Linked DNA regions of Homo sapiens: region 2 is linked to region 1. The links are chromatin loops, found by intact Hi-C in ENCODE. Cell type or tissue: heart right ventricle. All regions are shown on one strand. Links, peaks and the distances in the headings refer to the core of each region. The heading gives the core; the rest is flanking DNA.

Region 1 (10,035 bases), core at 4,611-7,110:
GCTTTTCTGGAGAAATGGAAAGGCTGATTCTCAACGGACATCCAAACGAGGAGAGCCTAGGACAGCCCAATCATCTTTAAACAACAGCCCTCCCCACACTTCGGGAGGCCGAGGCGGGTGGATCACTTGAGGCCAGGAGTTTGAGACCAGCCTGGCCAAGGTGGCAAAACCTCGCCTCTACTAAAAATACAAAAATTAGCTGGGCGTGGTTGCAGGCACCTGTAATCCCTGCTACTCGGGAGGCTGAGGCAGGAGAATTGCTTGAACCTGGGAGGTGGAAGTTGCAGTGAGCTGAGATGGCACCACTGCACCCCAGCCTGAGCAGCAGAGCCAGACGCTGACTCAAAAAAACAACACCACTGTGGGAGGACGTGCTTGGGACACTGGCCGTATGGGGACTGAATGGTGTTTGCTGTGTAAGAACGTCGTCGGTGTTTCTAGAGGAAGTGAGACAGAAAAGGTCTGTGCAGCCACACCGTGAGAACCCTGGCCACATGCTGGGGATGCACGGGAGAAAGCAGCCTCTCCAGGTGGTGGGGGTTCGAGTTTCGAGGTCTCTGCCTACGTCGCGGATGCCCAGGTGTTGGTGCACGCCCCTGTGCCTGGACCCTGCTCCCTACAACGCTTAAGCTCCAGACTCCAGATGCGCTCCCCAGAAAACACACAAGGTTCAAACAAGACAGTCAGCTCCGAGCCCTGCAGAAGGCGAGCATGCAGCCAGAGAGGCACTCTCACCGCCACTGCCTGAGATCCGGGGGCCTGGGGTCTCCTCTGACCCCAGAAGTCTGTGCAGGCCCCTTCCCATGGGGAGCAGGTGCAGCTCCCCTGCTGCTGAGCACCTCCAGACACACTAGCAAGCGCCTGGTCAGAGAGGGGCTTCCACCCCTGCTGCACCGAGATCCTAACCCAGAGAGACCACGTCTGGGCAGCACTGGCAGAACCTGCACAGTCACAGCCCCGGGAAGCCACAGCCCTGGAGCACTCTTTCTTGTTTGGGTTTTGTTTCTTGAGACAGGGTCTCACTCTGTTGCCTGGCTGGAGGGCGGTGGCACAATCACAGCGCCACTGGTCTCAAGTGATCCTCCCACCTCAGCCCCGCAAGTAGCTGGGACCACAGGTGTGCACCACCATGCCCAGCTAATTTTTTACTTTTTTGTAGACTTGGGGTCTCATTATGTTGCCCGGCCAATCTCCAGCTCCTGGATTCAAGTGATCAACCCTCCCAGCCTCTCAAAGCACTGGGATTCCAGGTGTGAGCCACCATGCCCAGCTGAGCATTATTTATTTATTTATTTATTTATTTTTGAGATGGAGTCTCACTCTTATCACCCAGGCTGCAGTGCAGTGGCACCATCTTGGGTCACTGCAACCTCCGCCCCCTGGGTTCAAGCTATTCTCCTGCCTCAGCCTCCAAAGTAGCTGGGACTATAGGCACCTGCTACCTCACCCGGCTAATTTTTGTGTTTTTTTTTAGTAGAGACAGGGTTTCCCCAAGGTGCCCAGGCCAGTCTCGAACTCCTGGCCTCAAGCGATCTCCCTGCCTTGGCCTTCCAAAGCGCTGGGATTATAGGCGTGAGCCACCGTGCACAGCTTGAGCATTCTTAAAAAGACTGCCCGGCCCTCTGTGAGGAGCACCCACAGAGGCCCACGCCAGCAGAGTCTTGGCCCCCAGCTGCAACAAGAGAAACCCAGGCAGAGAGAGGCGGCTGGCCGCCAGAAGCATGCTGCAGCTGGGCTGGGGCTGGGGCTGGGGCTGGGGCTGGGGCTGGTGCTGGGCGGGGGCTGGGCTGGGGTCCAGCTGCCTGATCCAGAGCCCTCCCTCCAACCATAACACCAGACTTCTTTTACAAAGAACAGAGGGGCCCCTACTCCACTGCCTGGTCCACGGATCATGACATTAAAAAAAAGCAGATCCCACATTCTAAGCACGGACCCTGGGTCAGGCCCACCCTGGCCGACCTACACAAACGATTTCACTTAATCCTCAAACAACCTGGCCAGGGAGGTGCCGCTGGGCCCCAACACTGAACTACAGGGCCTCAGGAGCTAGGGGCCTGGCACAGAGCCACCCGGCCAAGAGGAGCTCAGCATGGCCCTTATGGCAGCTGCAGGCCTGGGCAGATGCTGGGCATGGGCACGGGCGGTGTCCTCACAGCCCAGTATGCTAAGGAACAGACCAGCAAGACGCCAGGGCCACATGGACACATGTGGCCTCCGTGCAGGTGCCACACAATGAGGGTTCTGACCCTGAGCACCTGAGACACGCAGAATGCCGGCCACCATGGGCAGCTTCCCAGTGGGCAGCAGAGAGGCACCCAGAGGGCCTCCCTGCACTGTTGCTGCAGATCCTGGAGCCCAGGCTGGAGCTTACGAGGACAGGACGGCCTCCGCCTCCTGCCCATCCAAGTCACCCCCAGAATGCTCCTCTCTGCACCCATGGGGCACAGACACAGGAGGCCGTCGAGGGCGCGTGAGGGTGAAGGTCGGCCCAAAACCCACAGCAGGGAGACTGACAAGGAGACAGAGGAAGGCAGGGCAACGCCCCTGGAGGACCCACTGGACACCCCAGCAGCTCAAGACTTCTGCACCCACTGGCCAGGAATGGAGCTGGGAGAAGCAGCTCTACCCGTCCCTGAGTCACCCCTGATCCGCTTCACAACACCTCCAGGAGTCCACCCCTGCAGGAGCCATCCCCACAACAGAATCTGCAGGGCACGGGTGTCCACGGAAGTGGCTCAGGGCTGTGAAGACAACACACTGCAGGCCGTGCACTCACCGGATGGTCTCGATGATTTCATGAGCAGCATCGTGATGTTTATCCTGAAACAGAGAGAGAAGTTTGAGACGCAGAGCCATCCTCCACCCCGTGAGCCCATCGCTCTCTTCCCGGACAAGCGATGCCGTCAACTTCCCATCTCTTCATTTCCCAACTGGTGCAGCTCCCAAGCCCACCACCCAGCGGGTACCACCAGAGACACTCCCAGACCCTGGACCACGAAGGGAACACAGACCTTGCCGGGGACCTATTCTGGCACGCTGTGTCCTACTACAGGCAGCGAGCAGGCAGCGGCCTGGGATGGAGTCTATGGCCCCCGGTCCTGCTCCTCTCCCACCCTAAAGCAAACGGCCGCCCCAAGCTCCGCTCCACATGTCTCCCCATTTTTTCCCTGGAGGTCAGTTGATCCCTCAACACAGCCCAAGTCCCTCAGACCGCGCTCCGCAGGCCCACCGGGAATTCTCCCGACGCTGCTCCAGCCAGGGAGCTCCAGCCTGGCTGGGAGTCCTGCGTTGGCAAAGGCCTGGTATGTGACCGCAGGTGATAGAGCCTCCACGGGGCCTGTTTCCCCAACTGTACCATGGGAAAAAAACCACTGGGCTAGCCCACGTGGGCGGCCTCGCCATAGCCCAGAACCTGCCACAACTAAAACCAAGGTCCTTGGCCTAACACAGATCCCTCCCCGTCCAGCACCCTGCCCTTCGCTCCCTCTACAAGGCCAATGTCAAAGGCAGGTTCACACCCAGCAGGGCCACCCAAGCCTCTCCGACTCCACACCCATCACCGAGAATCAGAGACCAAGTGCACGCCACCAGGACACGTGCACTTTCGTCGCGTCTGCGTGCTACTGTGCTGATATAAACCCACAACAGGCTGGGTGCAGGGAGCGAATCACTTGAGCCAGGAGTTCGAGGCCAGCCTGGGAAACAGCGAGAGCCCATGTCTTTTTTCTGTTTGTTTGTTTGTTTGTCGCCCAGGCTGGAGTGAAGTGGTGCAATCTCGGCTCACTGCAACCTCCACCTCCCAGGTTCAAGGGATTCTCCTGCCTCAGCCTCCCGAGTAGCTGGGATTACTGGCATGAGCCACCACGCCTGGCTAACTTTGTATTTTTGGTAGAGACAGGGTTTCTCCATGTTGATCAGGCTGGTCTCGAAATCCTTACCTCAGGTGATCCGCCCACCTCAGCCTCCCAAAGTATTGGGATTACAGGCCTGAGCCACCGTGCCCAGCCAGCCCATGTCTTTTTTATAAAAATGAACAATTTTTTTTTAAATCCCCAATAGGTAAACGCCAAAGCAATAAGAGTTGCAGACGCGATCCCCTGGATGCTGCAGTCCACAGGGCGCGTCAGAGGCCGCCCAGGCAGCCGTGCAGCCTCAGCGAGCCTCTCCCAGGCAGCCGTGCAGCCTCAGCGAGCCTCTCCCAGGGCAGAGAAAAAGCAACCAGCAGGGCACCTGTGGACACCACCTGACGAAACACAAGGCCAGCGTCATCACAGTGAGACACGCAGCCGCCACGAGCCTCCCAAGGCCCAGCGGGACGCAACCCCATCTGTGGGGCTCCTGCCAGGATGCAGAACCTCAGTATAACCCTGAGAGAAGCAGCCAAGCCTGACTGAGGGGTGCCACACAGAGACCCCAGCTGGCTCTCCTCCAAAGGCCAGACCATAGGAGACCCCCCCCCAGCTTTCCTTATGCACTGAGGGATCAGCCTAGATAGGGGAGACAGGAGACACAAGGGCTCATGGCAATGATGGGATGGGACGTATATGCCACTGAGGCCACAGCTCCGTCCACCTCCTGGTTCGGATCAGGGTACTGTGATGAAATAAAGCCACATAGAAAGTCTGTGCGGTGCTTTGCAACTTTCTTCTAAGTCTAAAACCACTTTAGGGGTTGGCGTGGTGGCTCACACCTGGAATCCCAGCGCTTTGGGAAGCTGAGGCAGGTGGATCACGAGGTCAGGAGATAGAGACCATCCTGGCTAACAAGGTGAAACCCCGTCTCTACTAAAAATAGAAAAAATTAGCTGGGCGTGGCCGGGCGCGGTAGCTCACACCTGTAATCCCAGCACTCTGGGAGGCCAGCTGAGGCGGGTGGATCACAAGGTCAGGAGATCAAGACCATCCTGGCTAACACAATGAAACCCCATCTCTACTAAAAAATACAAAAAGTTAGCCAGGCGTAGTGACGGGTGCCTGTAGTCCAGCTACTCGGGAGGCAGAGGCAGGAGAATGGCGTGAACCCGGGAAGCGGAGCTTGCAGTGAGCCAAGATCGCGCCACTGCACTCCAGCCTGGGCAAAAGAGCAAGACTCCGTCTCAAAAAAAAAAAAAAAAAAAATTTCAAAGTGAAGTGTGTTTTGGAGATTTTTTGTTTTTTTTTTTTTTCTGGTAGAGACAAGGTTTCACCATGTTGGCCAGGCTGGTCTCAAACTCCTGGCCTCAAGTGAGCTGTCTGCCTTGGCCTCCCAAAGACATGGTGAAACGCCATCTCTACAAAAAAATACCAAAAAAAAAAAAAAAATGGCCAGGCATGGTGGTTCACACCTGTAATCCCAGCACTTTGGGAGGCCGAGGCGGGTGGATCACTCGAGGTCAGGAGTTCAAGACCAGCCTGGCTAACACAGTGAAACCCCATCTCTATGAAAAATACAAAAAAAAAAAAAATTAGCTGGGCATGGTGGTGCGTGCCTGTAATCCCAGCTACTCAGGAGGCTGAGCCAGGAGATTCACTTGAACTCAGGAGGCAGAGGTTGCAGTGAGCTGAGACTGCACCACTGCACTCCAGCCTGGGATACAGAGTGAGAATCCATCTCAAAAAAAAAAAAAATTGCTAGGTGTGGTGGCACACACCTGTAATCCAAGATACTCAGTGGCTGAGGCAGGAGAATCTCTTGAACCCAGGAAGCAGAGCTTGCAGTGAGCCAAGGTCGCACCACTGCACTCCAATCTGGGCAGCAGAGTGAGATTCCAGCTCAAAAAAAAAAAGGAAAAAGAAATAGGAGGAGGCAAGAGCCGGGGCTGGGCAGAGCGGAGAGCAGGGCTGGCGAGGGTTGGCGAGGGAGCAGGCAGAACTTGCAGGCCCCGGACAAAGTGAAAATAGGGTCCCTTGCTCAAAGGTGGCTAAAGAACTTCAACACGAGCTGGGCGCAGATCATGAGGTCAGGAATTCGAGGCCAGCCTGGCCAACGTGGCGAATACTAATAACACAAATATTAGCTCTATCACTAGTAATACAAAAATTATTACCACTAATAATATAAAAATTGTTAGTAGTACTAATAATACAAAAATTAGCTGGGTGTGGTGGCGGGTGCCTGTAATTCCAGCTACTAGGGAGGCTGAGAGAGGAGACTTGCTTGAACCCGGGAGGCAGAGGTTACAGTGAGCCGAGATCGCGGCATTGCACTCCAGCCTGGGCGACAAGAGCAAAACTTTTTCTCCCAAAAAAAAAAAATTGTTCCTGCGTGATTTGACTGCGTGTGTGGGGCGAGTGCAGCACACCTGGTCGTTTCCTGTATGTTCTGTGCTCTGCACAGCTCCTTCCCGCCAGCCACATGTCGGGTGCCCACAGCCGAGTGGCTAGTGGCTGCCGTCAGGACAGTGCCGCTCCACAGAGCTCCCCCTCACGGGGGAGTCTTCTTCCTGCGGACCCCCACAGACTGCTGCGGGATGTTGCAGGGTGCAGCCGGAAGCACTGGGTTCTACGCATCTGAAGCGAGACCCAGAGGGCCAGCCTGCTCTCTGGATAGGGGCTGGGGGCGGGAGGAAGGGGTGCTGGGCCTGCTCCCTCATATCGGGGTCCTGCTTCTGTGAGACCCCTTTCCTCCTGCTCACTGTCAGGGCCCACGGCAGGGTTCCCCTCTCCCTCCTCAAGCTGGAATTCCAGCCTGCTGTGGTCCCAGAAGTTCCTGTCTGTCCATAGCGTCTTCCCCAGTGATCATCTGACAGAGGGCCCTGCCTCGCCTGGTTTCAGAGTTTTCTTGTCACAGGGAGTCGCTGTCTCAAAGTGGTGGCCGCGGGAGCTGCATGTCTGGCTGGCAGTGTTTGCAGCTGTGGTTTGAGTGTCCTGAGGCTGCGCAGGTTGGAGGGGGCTGTCGGCCCAAGTCCCCCTTCCTAGGATTCAGCCAAGCGCTTCTCACAGGCGCAGGCCTTACTGGAACAGAGAATGTTCCTGGGAGCCAGATGACTCACAGGTGTGAGGGCTGGAAATGCTCTGATTGACAGCGGTGTCACCTGCCCTTGCCTGCTCTCCTTGGCAGCGTGACATTATTTTGGGGGCCACGTAAGTGTACTTCTAAAAATGAGTGCCCCGCAGAAGCAGTAGCAGGGTGAACTCGCTCTGCAACTCCCGCGAGCCGTGCCCTCTGCCCCACGCCTGTTTCGTCCTTGTGCCTCATTCCCTGTCATTCACAGCTAGGGAGACAGTGTCCCCACCAGGCAGTGCACCCCGAGTTACTGCCCCTGTCCCCTCTTGCTCGCACTGCCTCCTGTCCAGAGGTGCCTTGTGGTGTGGGATGCTGTGTGGACCGAGGGCTGGGGGACAGGGCTTTGTGCAGACTTCACCAGGTTTTTCTGAATCCCAAAGGCCAAGCGGTGACATTCCCTCTCATGGTGGGTGGGTGTGCAGGGCCTGGAGGACCCCCAACTGAGAGTGGATGTCTAGTAAAAGCAGCCTCGGCCAAGAGGCGTTTCCAGCACAGACCTGTTCCTGGAGAGCCCAGGGGACAGGCAGAGCCGGGACACAGAGGTTGGGTGATCATCCCAGGGCCCATGTCTAGAGCAGCACGGTTGGGTTCGTACTCCTGGTCTATGGGTGGGAGCCTCTGTGCGGAAGAGCCCAGTGCTGGCTTCCAGCTCGTGTGGGAGTTCCTTTCTTTTTTTGAGACGGAGTTTTGCTCGTTGCCGAGGCTGGAGTGCAGTGGTGTGGTCTCGGCTCACTGCAACCTCTACCTCCCAGGTTCAATGGCGCAGTCTCGGCTCACTGCAACCTCCACTTCCTGGGTTCAAGCGATTTTCCCGTCTCAGCCTCCTGAGTAGCTGGGATTATAGGCGTCAGCCACCACGCCTGGCTAATTTTTTGTATTTTTAGTAGAGATGGGGTTTCATCACGTTGGCCAGGCTGGTCTTGAACTCCTGACCTCAGATGATCCACCCACCTCAGCCTCCCAAAGTGCTGGGATTATAGGCGTGAGCCACTGCGTCCAGCCAGAACAATTTTTTAATTACATGATAAAATGATAATATTCCAGTTATACTTGGTTAAATAAGTTATGAAAATTTATCTCCTTGGCCAGATGCAGTGGCCCATGCCTGGGGTCCCAGCAACTTAGGAGGCTGAGGCAGGAGGATCACTGGAGCCCAGGAGTTTGAGGCCACAGTGAATCATGATCGTCACTGCACTCTAACCTGGGCAACATAGCAAGACCTCAACTCTTAAAAAGATACAAAATATCGGCCAGGCGCCATGGCTCACGCCTGTAATCCCCAAGCACTTTGGGAGGCCAAGGCGGGCAGGATCATGAGGTCAAGAGATCGAGACCATCCTGGCTAACACAGTGAAACCCTGTCTCTACTAAAAATATAAAAAATTAACCGGGCGTGGTGGTGGGCGCCTGTAGTCCCAGCTACTTGGGAGGATGAGGCAGGAGAATGGCATGAACCCGGGAGGCGGGGCTTGCAGTGAGCCGAGATGGCGCCACTGCACTCCAGCCTGGGCAACAGAGCAAGACTCCATCTAAAAAAAAAAAAATATATATATACACACACACACACACACACACACACACACACACACATATATTTAAAAACTTAAAAAGAGATCAGACATAATGGCTTATGCCTGTAATCCCAGCACTCTGGGAGGTTGAGGCGGGAGGACTGCTTGAAGCTAGGAGTTTGAGATCAGCCTGGACAACATATTGAGACCCTCATCTCTTCAAAAAAAGTTTTTGCTTTTTTTTTTTTTTAACTAGCTGGGCATGACAGGTACACCTGTAGTCTCAGCTGTTTGGGAGACTGAAGTGGGAGGATCACTTGAGCCCAGGAGTTCAAGGCTGCAGTGAGCTGTGATCACACCACTGCACTCCAGCCTGGGTGAACAGCAAGACCCCATCTCTAAAAAAAGAAAAAAACAAAATTTATCTTAGCTTTTGCGATTCTCCTGCCTCAGCCTCCCAAGTAGCTGGGATTACAGGCGTGCGCCACCACACCCAGCTAATTTTGTATTTTTAACAGAGACGGGGTTTCTCCACGTTGGTCAGGCTGGTTTCAAACTCCCAACCTCAGGTGATCTGCCCGCCTCGGCCTCCCCAAGTCCTGGGATTACAGATGTGAGCCACTGTGCCCAACCTGACAGAGCATTTTTAGACTTGACCCTCAACCCAAGGTCCACACAGGCCCTGGCCCAAGTCCATGCAGCTACTTCACAGCAGAGCTGGGCCTGGACATCAGAGCATGTTGCTTCCTGGCTGAGCATCTGTCTGTAGGATCAAGGGCAGTGTGAAAAGGGGACTCAGACCTCCACAGGAGGAAGACGGTGCTGCCCGAGAGCCAGGGAGAGCTCAGACCAAGGATGGCTGACAAGGCTTCAGCTGACTTGATAATAACTAGCCCATGTGCAACAGCCCCAGCTGGCTGGGCACAGCTGTGCACGCCTGTAGTGCTAGCACTTTAGGAGGCTGAGGTGGAAGGATCGCTTGAGCCAGGAGTTCAAGGTTGCACTGTTATGATCACGCCACTAAACTCCAATACTCCAGCCCGGGTGACAGAGTTTGTCTCAAACAAACAAACAAACAGCCCAAGCTACGCAACAACCAAAGGAGTTCCCTGGAAACAGTCAAAGCAACTCGACACTGGAGGGGCTCAGGAGGGCTGAGGCCACCCACACAGGCTGCTGTGAAGCTGTGAGAGGAAGCTCAGCTCACCAGGCCTCTGGTTTCATAAAACACAACCGGAGCGACCCCGTCTTGAAGTGCGTAGTGAGGCACTCGCAAGGTACCGGGAAGGTTCACACTTATGAGCTGCCCACCAAGGACACAGAGCATCTATGGGTCTGGGGGAGGTCTTCCGGGCAGCCCGCAGAACCCGTGCCCGCTGTACTGAGAGGGCCGGTGAGCAGGCTGGGCTTGAAGGGTGGTCGGATGGCACCACCCGGCTGGCCTCCAGTGAGTGTCTGCACGTTCCAGGTTTACTCGCAACCCTGGCCGTTTCTCACAGACGGAGGCGCTAAGGAAGAGCAGGCACCCTCTGCCTGCTCC
Region 2 (5,296 bases), core at 483-2,982, 54 kb before region 1:
TGTGAATGGCCTAGGGGCTGAGTCCCACACCAGCTGTGAATTCTCCTGCAGACAGGAGGGCCCTGGCTGTGCACCTGGGGAAGTGGTTGCCCTGGGGCCAGGGTGCTTGTTCTGTTCAAATAAAGGTACCTCTTTTCCACACTGGATGGCGGTGAAGTGAAGGAGAGGGGAGGGGCAGCCAGGGAGCCCCCACCCAAGGGAAGTAAGGCTCAGGGTCCTGAGAGGCAGTGGCTGGGCCTCCTGCACTGAGGGGAGAGCTAGAACCCCCAGCCAGGACAGGTGGAGGCTGGGACCCAGGCCTGGGGAGAACAGAGCTGCTGTGTGGTATCAGGAATCCTGTGGTGACCTGGGGTCCTGCCTCTGGCATTCACGGGCCCTCCCGGAGTGTGGCTGGGGCCTGGGCGGGCTTTGGTCCATCTGATGTGAAAAGGACTTTGCCGATGTCATTGGGGTCGCAGATCTGGTTTTCCGTTCATCAAAAGGCACTTTGCCTGTGGCCTGGTGCCCTCATAAGCCTCCCCTTGCCTGTGGCCTGGTGCCCTCATAAGCCTCCCCAAGGCCAGGGTGTCCTGGTGTCAGCCCCCGGAGCTTCTGCTAGGAGCACCCCTAGGCCCTCCACTCCCCGTTTCGGCGATGACACACTAGCCGGGGCCTCTCACTGGCCGCCAGGAGACGCCTCATGCCACCTGGAAGAAAGGCTGCCATTCACACCAGGTCCGAGTGAAAACAGTCTGTTTATTACAGCGTCTAGAGGTGGGGATGCAGAATGCAGGGGTGCCCAGAGGAAGGGGCGCCTGCAGCCCAGGGGCGGACCGTGACAATGCGCGCAATCCAAATACAGTTCACCCGGAAGACACGGCAGAGCCTCCCACGTTACAAAGGCTGACACAGACCAGCAGCGTGTTGTGTTGGGAGGGGGGTCTGACCACGATGGCGAGGGCAGTCGGCGGGGGGTGGGGGGCCTGCTGACCACTGAACAGACTGACGCATCCTGGGGGCAGATAAATTAAGGGGGAAGTCTTAAATAAGTCACTGTGCGTGCCTCATGGGCCGAGGAGGGGGTATCCTAGTTTTTAGGGTTCCTATCAATTCCTGAGCAAGAGCCACTCCCAGGCGCCGCCCGCCCACCCACAGTCAGCAGCAGCAGCACAGGTCCCCGCCAGCTGCCCACGGAAACTCAGGCCAGGTGCCAGCACCAGGCTCCAGATCCCCAGTCTCCACAGCCACCCTGCCACCCGCCACACACCACCCCTCAGTCTGGGAGTGTCTGAGAAGAACACAGGCCCAGGGCTCAGAACAGGAGGGTGTCCGCAGGCAGCCACCACACTAGTTCACGTGTGGTGACACGCATATGACCCAGTGGGCTCAAGGAGACTTCTGCCTGGGCCAGTGGCTCTGAGACCCAGTGCGTGTCCTGAACATACGGTGGCCTGCGTGGGCAGGAGCCCTGCATGGCCATCTGCAGGACCCGTGATGGCACCCGGACTGCCACTGTCACCTAGAGGGAGGCAGAAGTAATACAGTGTTTAAAGAATGTGTCTTGTTCTAGACCAGGGACTCGGCCGTCTCTGCCATCAACCCTGTGGCGTATCCGGCCCGTGGCGACACAGAGCAGGCTGCCTGTCCTGAAGGCCAGGCTCGGGGCTTGGGGCTCAGGCAGAGGCACAGCACCTTCTAGCTGAGAGCACCAACGTGGGGTGGGGAGGGCACTGGGCACCACTTAAGAGGACAGGTCCGGAGCACCATCTTCAGAACTCAGCTATGTTGGAGGGTGGGGGTCTGAGAGGTTGTTGGGGGCTGGGGGAGGCAGCACCCCCCTCACCAGGCACAAGCAGGGGTCTTCAGGCCCTCCCACACAGGACTCCCCCACCTAGCAACCACAGAAGCCTTTCCTCCGTGGCTCCCTTTGGAGGCCACGTGGTAGGGATGTGACGTGTGTCCATCCTGCCCTTGGGAACCAGAACACAGGGCTGGCAGCTCCCTGGAGGGTGGATCTGTGGCACCTTGGGGAAGGGGCTCCCCGATGCCATCTCACAGGAGCAAGCACTTGAGAAGGTGGGCTCAGCAAGTGCCACACAGCCCAGGGCCAGATGCGGGGAGCTCAGACTCCCAGATCCCATCCTCCAGGGAGGGCACAGAGCCACCACTGCTCAGACAACCCAGGCCCTGACTGCTCAGGGCTCCAGAAGCACTGGAGTGGCCCTGCCTGCCTGCTACACCCCGGCCTCAGCTCCTCTCCTTCCACACCCAGTCCCAGGCACCCGCCAAGGCTGCAGAGTGGGGGGCCGACGTCACCCTGGGGCCTAGGGCCAGAGAGGCCAGGTTTCAGCAGTGCACCCTGGCCCCAGCACACCCACAGCAGCTGGGAGAACCAGCACAGGCTCCAAGGGATGGGTGCCAGGCGTGGCCCTGACAGGAAGGGATGTGGGGCAGGCAGGGGCGCCGGCAGCTCTGTCTGGGCTGCTGGGAGCTGCAACTGAGGGGTCTAGGGTCGGGGCTGACGCTGGGGCCATTTTGTGCACTGTTTGAATAAATAAGGTTTTTTCCCCTCGCTTTTCTTTCCTCTTCACTGTGCATTATACCATCTAAAAATAAAAGCTGTCAAATCTATGAAATTTATAAATTCTCATCACATCTCTATAAAATACTGCCACTCATTAGTGTGACTCTCTCCTGTACAGAAACACCAAGGGACCCACGACAGGCCTGCCCCGCATCGCAGGGCATGCTGCGAGCCATGGACAGCCGAGAAATACAAAAGTAAATGCACTTGTTCAACGTGCCCGCGCCGTCCTCACAGCACCATCGCGCAGCACATGGCCAGCTGCGTCACCGCGCAGGCCCCTTCACATGCAAGGGCGCAACCCACGCCCCGGAGGGTGAACAGTCTGGGGGTTCACAGTGCCGGGGTAAAGGTGAAGAGCTCAGGGCAGGCGCCAGGGCGCTCAGGAAGGGGCTCAGGCCGCGGGGAGGCCTCCGAGGAATGTGGTGGCGACGGGCCTGCCTTTGGTACGGGAGCAGCGCGTCGGGGGAGCCGGCCGGGCGGCGTTTCCGAGAACGGGGTTCGGCGTTGTCAGCGTCTAGTCAGCACCAAGCGGGTGGAGGCAGGCGCGGGCCTGGGGACGAGATAGCACCGGGGCAGGCTGTGGCGAATCCGCTGGCGGGCCCGCCCTGCAGACACGTGTCTTTATATAGAGCTCTCATATATAGATATTTATATTTCTCAATAAGTTGCCTTTTACCACTTAGATGGAATAAAATAAGTCAGAATTGTTTATACTTTTTAAAAAATGATAAATACTTTATCTAAAACTATCGACAGTACAAACTGGACCAGTCCCAGCCTCCTGCGGCGCGTGCCGCCGATTCACAGTGGAGCTCCCGTCCGTCCTTGCCTCTGCCGTCCAGGGGTGGGAGCCCGGCAGGCCGGCGGGCACCATGCCGCGGGCGCGAGTTGGTCCACACCGTCCTTGCATAGGTCTCGCGGTTGAGGTAGAAATCCTAGTTACCTGCAGAAGGGCACAGCGGGAAGAGCGGCCTGAGGTTACCATCGCGCCTGGGGGAGCCCAACACTCACCCAGGCTGGGGACCGAGGCCTCCCACGAGCACACACGCCACCTGGGGCCAGCACCATGACAGGCATAGTGCCAGCTCCTCTAACCACAACAGACGACGGGCGTGCCCCGTGACAGACCAGGGAGCCTGACACCTGGACACGCCGGCCAAGCTCCAGCCTTCCTCCAAAGGAGACACACAGCCGAGTCCAGCTAAAGCCACCCTACCTGCAGCTCATCTCCTAAGAGACCCAGCATAGCTTGTCCAGCCCGCAGGTGCCCGCATTGACCCGCCAGGCTGACCAGCCCTGGCCACAGCCTCCGCCTTGGCTCCTGGCTCCCAGTCCTCCTCTCCTTGCCCGGTGGGCTTTGGACTCGCCCAGGAAGGCCTGTGTCCCAGGGGCCCCTGAGGCAGAAGGCCAGGGGCAAGCAGAGGGCACCTTTGCACTACGCCGCCAGGCACGCCATGTCCCTGGAGGGCACGGGTGGCCAACTGCCCTCAGGGGTCAGCGGCCACAGTCTCCACAGCCTCTTGGGGGAGGAGTGAACAGGACATTCCCTGAAGGCCTCACATCATCAAAATCACTCCTGCTTCCAACTTCCTTCTGGTCTCAAAGGTGGGCACCGTCTACACTAACCTGCCCAGCTTGGTGCTGACATCTGAGCAGCTGAAAGCCCCTCGGCTGTGGGCCATGACCACAGGGCAGTGTGGCCATCAGCCGTGTCCAGCAAGGGGGCCTCAACACGCAGGGCACAGAGCTTGCCTCTCGACCCCGCCGGGAACCCATCAGCCCCCAGGCAGGCAGGGCACTTGGGGCTTCACTGGCTCCCTATGAGGGCATCCGAGGCTACTGGCCAGACAGCCCCGACCAGAGGCATCCAGCCAGCCACCCTGGCTCTCCAGGACCTCTGCAGCCGGCACCGTGCCTGCTACATGCTGGGCGCCTGGGGAACAGCACCAAGCCACGCCACCCGTCATGAGTGACCTGGGCCTGGTGCGGATGGAGCCCTGGAGACTGCTCTAGGAGCTAGAGCTCCCAGCCCCCTGGCCTGGCACCCCGTGAGCCTCGCCCACAGGGGCTGGCACAGCTGCCCCCAGGGCTGGCCTCAGTCCTGCGGCGTCACCGCAGGAACCCAGCTGCGGGCAGCTGGAACCCAACACACTCAGGCCACTCCATGGCTGGTGCCCGTCCTGTAGTCCCTCCTCTCGCGACCATCTCCCTGGTCTCCCTGGCTCTCTCCCTCTTCCCTCCTCAGGACCCCCGGAACTTCTGCCGAGCCCTGTGGCCGTCTTCTCTGCCAAAGGAAGGACAGTTCAGTGTCTGGAGTGAGCCACCGCGCAGGGCTCTGGCCTTACCTTACACAATACGCACTGCTAGCTAAGCAAGGTCTTTATCGCGGCTTAACCCCCGAAAGGTGCGCGGCATAGGGAGGCGGCATGCCGAGGGACACCCACACCGCGGACGGCCCCGTGGCGCTGGCCTGTGGGATCCCGGGCGCGGCCTGGGCCAGGGCCAGCCGGGGCAGGGGCTGGTGGTGCACCGTGAAGGAGGGGCGGGCGCCCTTGTGCGGGAGGGAGGTGAGCTTGATAGACAAAGAGGCGTTAGCAGGCGGCAGAGAGGCAGCAGAGGTGGGGGGCAAGAAAGCTTGGTTAGGCGGGAGGGACGCGAGGCTCTGCAGAAGCGCGGGCTCAGGGTTAGAGGCCAGCAGCGTTGGGGGAGGAGGCAAGGCGGCGTTAGGTG

Evidence for each region. Hi-C counts contacts between places; a loop is a spot of excess contacts. Peaks named below come from ENCODE experiments on the same cell type or tissue, not always from the same donor. Only the 100,000 strongest peaks of a DNase experiment are listed, where the experiment ranks them.
Region 2: it touches region 1 in a loop (2.5-fold over the local background); 43 of 110 quality-filtered maps call a loop at or near these places.

Annotation. Positions count from the first base shown.
Region 1 is chr19:2,173,498-2,183,532 of GRCh38, reverse strand. It overlaps DOT1L (DOT1 like histone lysine methyltransferase), which reads right to left. Exons shown (of 28, transcript NM_032482.3): 2 at 2,777-2,820. Among named protein-coding and RNA genes, the nearest start is that of DOT1L, 15 kb to the right of the region's middle. RefSeq lists enhancers at 348-437, 628-787, 2,260-2,843, 9,541-10,035. In heart right ventricle, for the core only: no CTCF peak of the experiment used is centred there; no DNase peak of the experiment used is centred there.
Region 2 is chr19:2,227,998-2,233,293 of GRCh38, reverse strand. It overlaps DOT1L (DOT1 like histone lysine methyltransferase), which reads right to left. Exons shown (of 28, transcript NM_032482.3): 28 at 716-3,509. The coding sequence ends at 3,502. It overlaps PLEKHJ1 (pleckstrin homology domain containing J1), which reads left to right. Exons shown (of 6, transcript NM_018049.3): 6 at 1-141. Among named protein-coding and RNA genes, the nearest start is that of MIR1227, 3.5 kb to the left of the region's middle. In heart right ventricle, for the core only: a CTCF peak has its summit at 1,490; no DNase peak of the experiment used is centred there; H3K27ac peaks cover 1,109 bases.